2 separate regions of the Homo sapiens genome follow, and region 2 is linked to region 1. The links are chromatin loops, found by intact Hi-C in ENCODE. Cell type or tissue: GM12878. All regions are shown on one strand. Each heading gives the region's core, and the rest is flanking DNA. Links, peaks and the distances in the headings are about the cores only.

Region 1 (7,092 bases), core at 2,610-5,109:
TTTTTAAAATGTAGTTGTTTTTCTATATTTAACAAAGAGGAACACAAATACGCAATCAAATTAAGGTAAAATGAAAGTCTAGTGAAGAAAAATGGCCTTCTGTTTAACAGTAAAATCATGACAATTTTTAGGCATTACCATTTTATAATGAGTCAAATGTTCATGTTCTTTAAAAATATTCTGAATAAGTAGAAACATGCATAGAATTTCAGAGGTAGAAAGCCAAGATTGTCTAGCCCCAAAATGAGAAACAGATAGGAACTCAGATTGGTATTAACTGCCTTGAGTACTGTGTTTAAGTAGATTCTGAGGTTCAGTGTGGGGACAGCAGTAAGGAGGACCATGATGGATAAGCTATGCCATTAGGTAGAGAGGATGAAGTAGTAGCACAAATACTCTGAATAAATAGAAACATGTATAGAATTTCAGAGATAGAAAGCCCAGAACGGCCTAACAGACCTTTTCAATAGCTTCATAGCCTTACAGTTGCCATTATGCATTTGGTTTATTAGTTTCTGTGCTTATTTTTATTGTTATTTTTGTAAACAAATGAACTGAATGTTGAGACTCAGAGGGGTAAAGTGATTTATCCCAGGCCACACAACTGGGATGTAGCAAAGGCAGGATTAAAATCCTGTGCACCTGAATATTAGTCCAGTGCTCTAATTCCGGTATAATCAGGACTCTCTCAATCTGACATGTGCTCTCTCCAATGTTAGAAAACAAAATCTGAAGAGTGGTAACTTGATGTAAGTCAGTAATGTATTGTGGCTGATTAGAAATGGATGACTTTTTGCACAGGAAGTTCAGTGAGGTACATAATAGATTGAACTGGCTTCGGAATAGCCGGAAAGTGCATGCCATGCGCTGAGTATATCAATGAGTCGAGTCAATGAACAGGATACCTTGGTTTAAAACATAGCTTTTTAACAATTATCTTTTATAACTGAAAATATCTACTTTTGCTTGTTTGTTTTTGCCATTAAACAATGATTAAATTTAATTACTCTGTTGACAGGATAGAAATCAGCTGGCTAAACAATGGCACTTCAATGGTCTATTAATTTCTATACCAAGAGTTAATTACAAGTCGGCAAAATTAGAACAAGTTGAATTTCACCTCTGTCTCTGTTTCTTTGTGATATTTTGAGGATATTAAAGAACGGGTAATGGCCAAAATATGGGTATTAGGAAACATAAAGGAGAGAGTAAATATGGTTACGACACTAAACATTAGTGTATGTCATTCTGGAAAGGTCATGTTCTTGATCAGGAAATGAGATTTTAGTGACTTTCTGGTGAAACTTGTGTTCAAAAGAAAGAAATTAGGTGAAAACGGCCAGGCGCAGTGGCTCACACCCGTAATCCCAGCACTTTGGGAGGCTGAGGCAGGCAGGTCACTTGAGGTCAGGACTTCGAGGGCAGCCTGGCCAACATGGTGAAACCCTGTCACCACTAAAAATACAGTAATTAGCCCGGCGTGTTGGCGGGTGCCTGTAATCCCAGCTACTTGGGCGGCTGAGGCAGGAGATTCGCTTGAACCCAGGAGGTGGAGGTTGCAGTGAGCTAAGATCGTGCCACTGCACTACAGCCTGGGTGGCACAGTGAGACTCCGTCTCAAAAAAAATTAGATGAAAACAAACCTCTATTACTTTAGCAAAAAGAATGGAAACTCACTAGTTTATATTTAAATAATCACTATTGTAACTCTAAACATGCCTCAAAAAGAAAAAATTAAGTATTCTACAAAGCTCCATCAATCAGTGACATCAGAAAATCAGGGGCTGTGTGGATAATAAGAAAATGTTTTACATAAAAAACTAAACATTAAAGAACAGAAACTGTAAAAATAAGGGACATAGTATGGAGAATATTTTTTCTCCTAACACTGAAAAAGAATGGAACAGTCATCATTTTAAGATGCTACAAATATAGCACAAAGGAATGGACTAAGTAATCTAGACAACTATCACTTTAAGATGTCACATCTTACATACTTTGGGGGCAGAAATGGGCTTGATAATCTTCCCAAGGACTCTCATTTTGTATAATTACAGGCAAAAGAAGCACATATTTGGGCACATTTGGATCATCTGGTTTATTTGCTATGTGCAATAACTTTAAAATAATAAAAATTAGCATAAAATTATTATACTGATAAAATACAAGTAGAGTTGTTTAGATACTAAAATTCGAGGCAGGCTAAAAGCCTGAAGAATGCAGTTTTAAGATGCAGAATTATACCGGTGTTAGAAATACAGTGTGACATCAGTAACAAATGTGTTGAGGCTACATATTTATTACTGATGTCACACTGTATTACATTTATTAAATTCTCCCCACCTTGCTTTTATGAATACATTTTTCATGTTCATGTAGGAAATAAAAAAATAAATCAATCCTTTGTGCGTCTAATTCTAGAAGGTTTCTCATTTTGTAGAGACAATAGTCCTGGAGCACTCTGGAATACCAATGGCATTTTAACCTAACTAATTAAAAAAAACTATATAACTTAGGTACTGTATATCTTATTAGAAGTGAAATCGTTTATGTAGCATTCCAAACTTAGAGGTTAATAAAATAGACACTAATTCCTTTTATAGATCTCAAAGCAAGGAGTGTAAGGCAGCCTGGGACCATGCCAGGTATTGGAGGAGGAACAGATGACTGTAGCCCATAAATGTTCAGGTGCACAAGAGAGGGGCATGCCATTTAAATGCAAAGGTAAAAATCACAGTTGTTTAGGAGAAACAAAAAAGACAAAAAGAGGCTGGGATGGAAAAGAGAAGACATTCTAGGAACCTCTATGTTCTCTAAGTGCTTTGAAGCCCTCTGGAGCTCCATCACACAGGGCTCCAAGGGCCTGGCCACATTATTAACCACTCTTTCACCAAATGCTTTTAACTCTGTTAGCTGGAACATTTCTCAAGAACAAATTAAGTTTTAAACAGTCAATGGAAAAGTGCTATTTGGTTGCTAGAAGTATTGCTTATTGATTAGGTACATTTTGGCAATGGGAAAGACACTTGCACTTTCAATAACAGAAAACCTAGAATAAGTAATATAATTTCCATTTCCCACCTAAGAATATTAGTGGTCAAGGATCATTTTTCATTTCTGTAAAGAGTCAATCATAAACATCAACAAACATGTCAGATTTCTTTTTTTTGAGTACCTATACCAGAGGTTTTCCAACTAGTATGTATGTGGAAAACTTGTTAAAAGTGCAGATTTCTGGGTCCTATTTCCAAAAATTCAGATTCAGAAGTCCTGGTTAGGCCTTAAGAATTTGTTTTTTAAACAAATGCTCCAGGTGATTCTCATTCACATGATCTAGGGGTCATGCTTTGCGAAATACCACCCTAAAATACATTCTCTCTTTCCATTTTCGTTTGTCACAGCAAATTGTGTTTAAGCAGGCTCCTTAGTGTTAGTTCTGAAAAGCAAGTGAACTACCACACAAGTCAGCTAGAGATAAACAGTCAAAGCATAGTAGGGAAACCTAGCCTTCAAACATGTGTTCAAGGAAATTCTCCCAACAGAAGCTGAATTATCTACCCAGTGAAATCTTCTACCCTCTCCACACCCCATGCCCTACCCAATGTGGACAGCCATCCCTTGACGGTTATCCTTGGTCTTAGGAAGCCCACCTCAATGTTTTCCAGATTTTTACCTCTTTTGGTGATAGTATAGAAATGTAATCTTCATATATCATCCTAGCCTTTTCTTCAATTACTTTTTTGTTCTGCTCCTTCTTTAAGTCTTCACAAGCAAGCCAGAAAAGTAGGTTCTCTTCACTGTATTCTGTTCGGAGGAACTCTCTGAAAAGGTTTCTTCCTGCTGGGGCCTTCATCATCTTGTCAAAATTTTGAGACCAGGACAAGACTTCCTCTGCAGTGGGGTTTTGGCTGCAGAGACAGAACGGGGCCGTGATCAAAGGGAACTTTGTGACCAGTGAATGCTAGACCAGGTAAGGAGAGGAGCAGATAGAAATTCTATCAATTTGCTGCCATCTAGTGGTCAGTATTTTGCCACTCAGTCCAGCCTGATGTGCCAAATAAGTATCTGTCAGGACTACGTCAGTTATTTCAGGGTTTTGACAAAAATTCACACAGGCATAAGAGACATGTAGGGAGACAAGCATTCAAACAGCAAGGGGCCTAAACATAATATGCATGCAGTCATCGTACATTCCTAATGAAGCTTGGAAATGTTCAAACTTTAACAATGTGTTGCAAGTTGATAGAAACTGTCTGTAAGTGACTAAGGACAACATGAATTTTTTCTTTGCCTCTAATCAGGATTTCAATTTTCCAGCCATAAGATACAGTTTTTTTTTCTCATCTCTGGTGGCCATTTTTTTCATCTGTCACTTGATTTAAAATAAGAATACACTGTGTGCACTTGTCACATATTTTCCTAAACTTTAATAATTTTTCTGTTGGGCATGGTGGTTCATGCCTATAATCCCAGTGCTTTGGGAGGCTGAGGTGGGAGGATCTCTTGAGTCCAGGAGTTTGAGGTCAGCCTGGGAAACATAGCAAGATCCTGTCTCTGCAAAAAAAAAATTAAAAAATTAGCTGGGTGTGCTGGCATGTGCCTGTAGTCCCAGCTATTTGGGAGTTGAGGCAGGAGAATCACTTGAGACAGGAGCTTCAGGTTACAGTGAGCTATTACCATCCCATTGCACTCCTGGCTAGGCAACAAAATGAGATCCTGCCTCTAAAAAAAAAAAAGGTTTTTTTCCTACGAAAAGTTAATGTACGAATTGTTAGTCATGAATGGAGTTATCATAATTGGAAGCAGAGTGCTTCTATAATGACACTGACATTGGGGAATTTAAAACTATATACAGATCTTTTAGTGACTAGGTGACTGCAAAAACCACTAGTAATTAATCCACTTGCTTATACATTAAAGAAGTAGAAGACAGAAACTTGGAGAGTCTTATGGTTAAAATGATTCTGATCTTCCTTTCCTATTCAATGATTTACTTAATAATTTTCCAATCTAAAAGACATTTGGCCAAAGAAGTATGTTTATATATATATATAAACATATATATATAAAAACATATATATATAAACATATATATAAACATATATATAAAAACATATATATATAAACATATATATAAACATATATATGGTAAATACATATACACATAAAAAGGTAAATACATATATAAAGGTAAATATATATGTATTTACCTTTTTAACCAGGTATTTCAAATAGATTGTTACTATTCCATAATCTCTGCACTTCCTCATTCACTTAAAACAATTTTTAATTTTAAAAAGCTTAAAAATGACCATGAAGCATCATTAAAACCTTCTCATAAAAAGCAGAAAAAGAAAGCACTTACAATTATATGACTGGACTATTTGTATTTTGATTTTAGTCCATAGGTACCTCTCGTTTGGGAGGCAGCACGTGGGGAGAGTCTGCTCTGGTAGAAAAGGAACCAGGAGTCGCTGGGTGCCCTTCCTCACTCACTTGGACATTCCATATCATTTGTGTGTGTGTTTAGACACTTCTCTTATAAAGAGAAAAACTTGAATTCTCAGAAATGAGAAGTAATGAATTAGGGCAATTTTGGGTGCTAATTCATAAGACAATCTTTATTTTTTTTAAAGAGAAAAGTAAATTTAGATCATGTTTTAGCCAATAACTTAACATAGCTAATAGAAAAATTGCTGAAAAGCAACAGCAATGACAAAATAAGATCTTCCAGATTGAATTTGCATTCACTTCCCAAAATCATTTTGAAGAGTACCATGAAGCAAGGGGTAATACTGAGGCACGCAGTTGATGTAAATGGCATATAAATGCAAGAAACAATAGCTATGTGGTTCTCACACTCACCATTCCTCTAGGACCTGGATACTCTCCATTTTTGTAGTGTGTGTGGGTCTTCCCGCATTTTCCCCTCTTTCTTCATTCCTCACAGTGAGGCTGTAATGTAACAGAACATTTAATTTTGTCAAGGGAAATTCAATCAGTTGAAGAAAAGAATAAATTTTTCTGGGGAAACATTTCACAGGAGATCTTATATTCAACTATGTGAGAATATTTAAAGTATAAAAGAGCAATACCATTTTTAAATGATGGGCAAGCCCATGTCAAAGGGAAGAGAATAATTTTTAAATAAAATTATATAGTAAATCAGACTCCCAAAAGTGGATATTGTTAAATATTCTGACTTCATCCTTACATAATCTGAATTACTGAATATTTCTGAGATATATGATTAAATGCCTTAATATTATATATATATGTATATACACACACACACATATGATTACCTTACTCTTTAAACAAAATGTCATTTTGATTTTTGGTTAATTCTATTCATAGTCTGTTTTCCATTAATTTTCCCCGATTGAGAGCTAATAAGATACAATGTGTCAGAATCTAATACAGATTTTGCTAAATTTACATTGTTACCGATAATATCATTCCTTCAATTGCTAAAATCAAGCTACCGGATTTATATTTGACTTTGTTTTTGCCCTTTCACCCCAGTAAATCAATGTCCAAGGTCTTGAAAGGGACAGACCAGTAACTGAGCATTTGGAACAGGTGAGCATTGGGTGGGAGGGGTGTGTGTCTGTGTAGCATAGGTTTGGGAATTCTACAGCATCATAGAGGACAGAGGATAATGCCGAAGGTTTTAGTAGCCCAGAACAAGAATAAGAATAAGAATTGTCCAATGACAATTGCTCCCTAAAGCTGAGCAGTGCTTTAGGGCAAAACACCGAAAACTCTCGGTGTGGACTAGAAACAACAGGTGAGGTCATGGGAGATACTAAGAAGCAGGGTAGGGAGAATAACTCAGTGGCTCGGGAAAATTTGAGCTCCCAAATTAGCCAACTGATCCCTCTGTCTAGAAGCCGAGGAGCTTAAGAGCCTGGCAGAGAGCACAAGAAGTTCAGATAACATCTCTCATTTGTTCCTTCTTTCACTTACTTACTCAAAATAAGAAGCAATGGAAATGATGATTTTCTAGTGCCTGTTATGTGCTGGGCACCATTCTTTTACCATTAATATTATTATCCCCATTTTACAGATGAGCAAAGTGAGGTGCAGACC
Region 2 (2,500 bases), core at 1-2,500, 49 kb before region 1:
AGCCCCAAAGATGTAACTTACATATTAGAAATTTCAAAACTAAAAGGAACAAGGATCCTAATCCAACAGAAATAGTTTTGTAATAGCATGAATATAAAATTTGAAATGACTAGGTTAAATGCATAATTCAAGTTTTCTTTCATCTTAGTGGCACATAGGTAGCAAAACACCAGCAAGTCATTACCGCAATTAAACAACATTGTAAGGTTATCTACAACAGGTTGAGCATCTCTAATCCAAAAATCTGAAAACTTTTGAATGCTGACATGATGCTCAAAGGAAATGCACATTGGAGCACTTGCGGATTTTGGATTAGGGATGTTCAACTGTTTAACCTGTAGGGTATAATACAAATATTCCAAAATTTGAAAAACATCTGAAATCCTTCTGGTACTAAGCATTTCAGATGAGGGACACTCAACCTGTACAACAGCCTTTGCATGAGCTGGTGGTACTGAGCCACTAACAGCAATGTTCAGTGTATTATGCTAATATGTATATTCAAAACAGTACTTACTTGATTAAGTCCATGTCACTGAGTTGTGCTAAAATAGTTGCTAAGACATGTCTGAGTCCCCTTCGAAAGAGTTCGCTGAGAATATCTACACATTCTAGGCCCATTTTTCTGCCAATTATATTCTGCAGTCTAAAATTTCCTCTGGCTATAATTTCCTTCAGCATCTCCCGATCTACTTTAGGATTTCGTTTTGCATTCTTTTTTAATGTTGAACAAACCACTTTTTCAAAATGAAGAACTGGCAGCAAGTTTTTGTTGGGATATTGGTCTGGGCTTTGTATTTGTAGCAGGCAGGATTGTAGACTGTCACCGAAATTCTCCTCCAGGAGGCTACCTTCTTCATGTTCACTGAGGCCACTTTGTAGAGAAAATGAGGAATAGCCACTGTCTTCATAAAGTCTACTGGTCTCTAGTGCTTCTATTTCATTTGTACTATTAAGTGTCTGTTGCACATGTTGATTTTCCTTGTTATGCAAGCGCTTGCTTTCAGTTTCAAGTTGTACAATCCTAGGGCTCACAATCGGTGACCCAATACATGACAGCCTTTCATAGTCTTTAATGCAGTCTTTACAGGAACCTTCCAAATATGCAGGGGTGTAGGAAACTAGTCTTCCAATGTCATCAGGTTTTACCAGTTTAAGTCCGGAATGAACATGGTTACAATTAAAATCACACTTCATTTTGACAGAAAGGGTAGAACTTTCTTCTTTACAACCTATAAAAAGAACATAACATTTACATCTTAATGGCAAAATTTCCACACATCCCTACTTCTTAAATTGGGATATACAAAGATTACTTTGCAATCTCTCAGCATTAGGTATTGTCTACATGTACTTGCTTACATAGCTGTGATGTTATTCAAGTTTAATTATTGATATGACAATAATATGTGAAAATATTACTTAAATCTTATAAGTACATACATATTATATTATTCTTGAGAAGGCACTTCAGAACAGACTGCTTTTGGATCTGCCTGGCTGTAACACCTGACTGTTGTCTATAACTGATTGAGTAAAAAATAGTGGAAAAAGGGGCTATATAATAAACATCTGTGTTTATGGAACAAATGAAGAAATGTGATGTATCAAAAGAGTAGGCGCTATGGTCAAAGTTATCCTTAAAGTAACCACAAATACTTTTAGATTCAGTGTTTATTCCTTGGACTTGAAATGACATTATGGTTCTCTTTGACGTAAGCACAACCCAAGCCACTGACAGCAAAAGTGGTTAAGATTAGTACAGGAGGACAAGGTATAAGGGTGGGAATAATCTTGATAAAAATAATAAAAATTTTGTGTATTATTTCACTATTAACAATGATTGCAAGCCTTAAAATAACTATTCAAGAAATCTATAGGTAGCTTGGAGAAAAGAACTAATAACACATTTAAACATCTATAAATTAAAGTCTACCTGAATTCCCACAGCTCTTATCTCCAAGTTTTATTCTGATGGGTGCTCCTGGTGACCTTCTAATATATTCAAAGCGTTTGTCTACCTTACTGGATAGTAAACTCGAGTACCGGGACATCTCCCTGTACCTTGTCTAATATGTGCTGGAAACTGCTCTTTAATCACTGAACAAAGACATTCCACGACTAATTTACCAAAGAACCGTAAGTATGAATAGTTCTGCTATCAATCAAAAGTAAGTGTTGGTAAATAAGAATGACACTCTAATCAATTAACCAGATTTAAGAATATGAGTGATAGGGCAGCAGGTGTAAATTACTGTTCAATTGCTTTAAATAACTTAAGATAAACTTGCTATTAATGATAAATAGAAAAAAGGGAAAGACTTGTTCAGGGTTTTATTACCACCCTGCTCCAACCCCCGGGATCTAAGAAATCAGTTAAGACACAATGGAGCAGGCAGCATCTTAAGATAGCTTTAAAGCAAGATTTCACCATCCCTGTGCTACAGACATTTTGCAGTGAATACCTCTTTGTTCTCAGGGACTGTCCTGTGCATTGTAG

What was found. A loop is a pair of places that touch in the nucleus more often than their neighbours do. Peaks named below come from ENCODE experiments on the same cell type or tissue, not always from the same donor. Only the 100,000 strongest peaks of a DNase experiment are listed, where the experiment ranks them.
Region 2: a loop joins it to region 1, with 2.5 times the contacts of the local background. A loop is called at or near these places in 13 of 110 quality-filtered maps.

Annotation. Positions count from the first base shown.
Region 1 is chr6:153,020,589-153,027,680 of GRCh38, forward strand. It overlaps RGS17 (regulator of G protein signaling 17), which reads right to left. Exons shown (of 5, transcript NM_012419.5): 3 at 5,866-5,955; 4 at 3,674-3,908. Among named protein-coding and RNA genes, the nearest start is that of MTRF1L, 21 kb to the left of the region's middle. In GM12878, for the core only: a CTCF peak has its summit at 4,019 (motif pointing left); a DNase peak (open chromatin) is centred at 4,003.
Region 2 is chr6:152,974,390-152,976,889 of GRCh38, forward strand. It overlaps FBXO5 (F-box protein 5), which reads right to left. Exons shown (of 5, transcript NM_012177.5): 2 at 518-1,232. Among named protein-coding and RNA genes, the nearest start is that of FBXO5, 7.4 kb to the right of the region's middle. In GM12878, for the core only: no CTCF peak of the experiment used is centred there; a DNase peak (open chromatin) is centred at 1,077; H3K4me3 peaks cover 2,042 bases.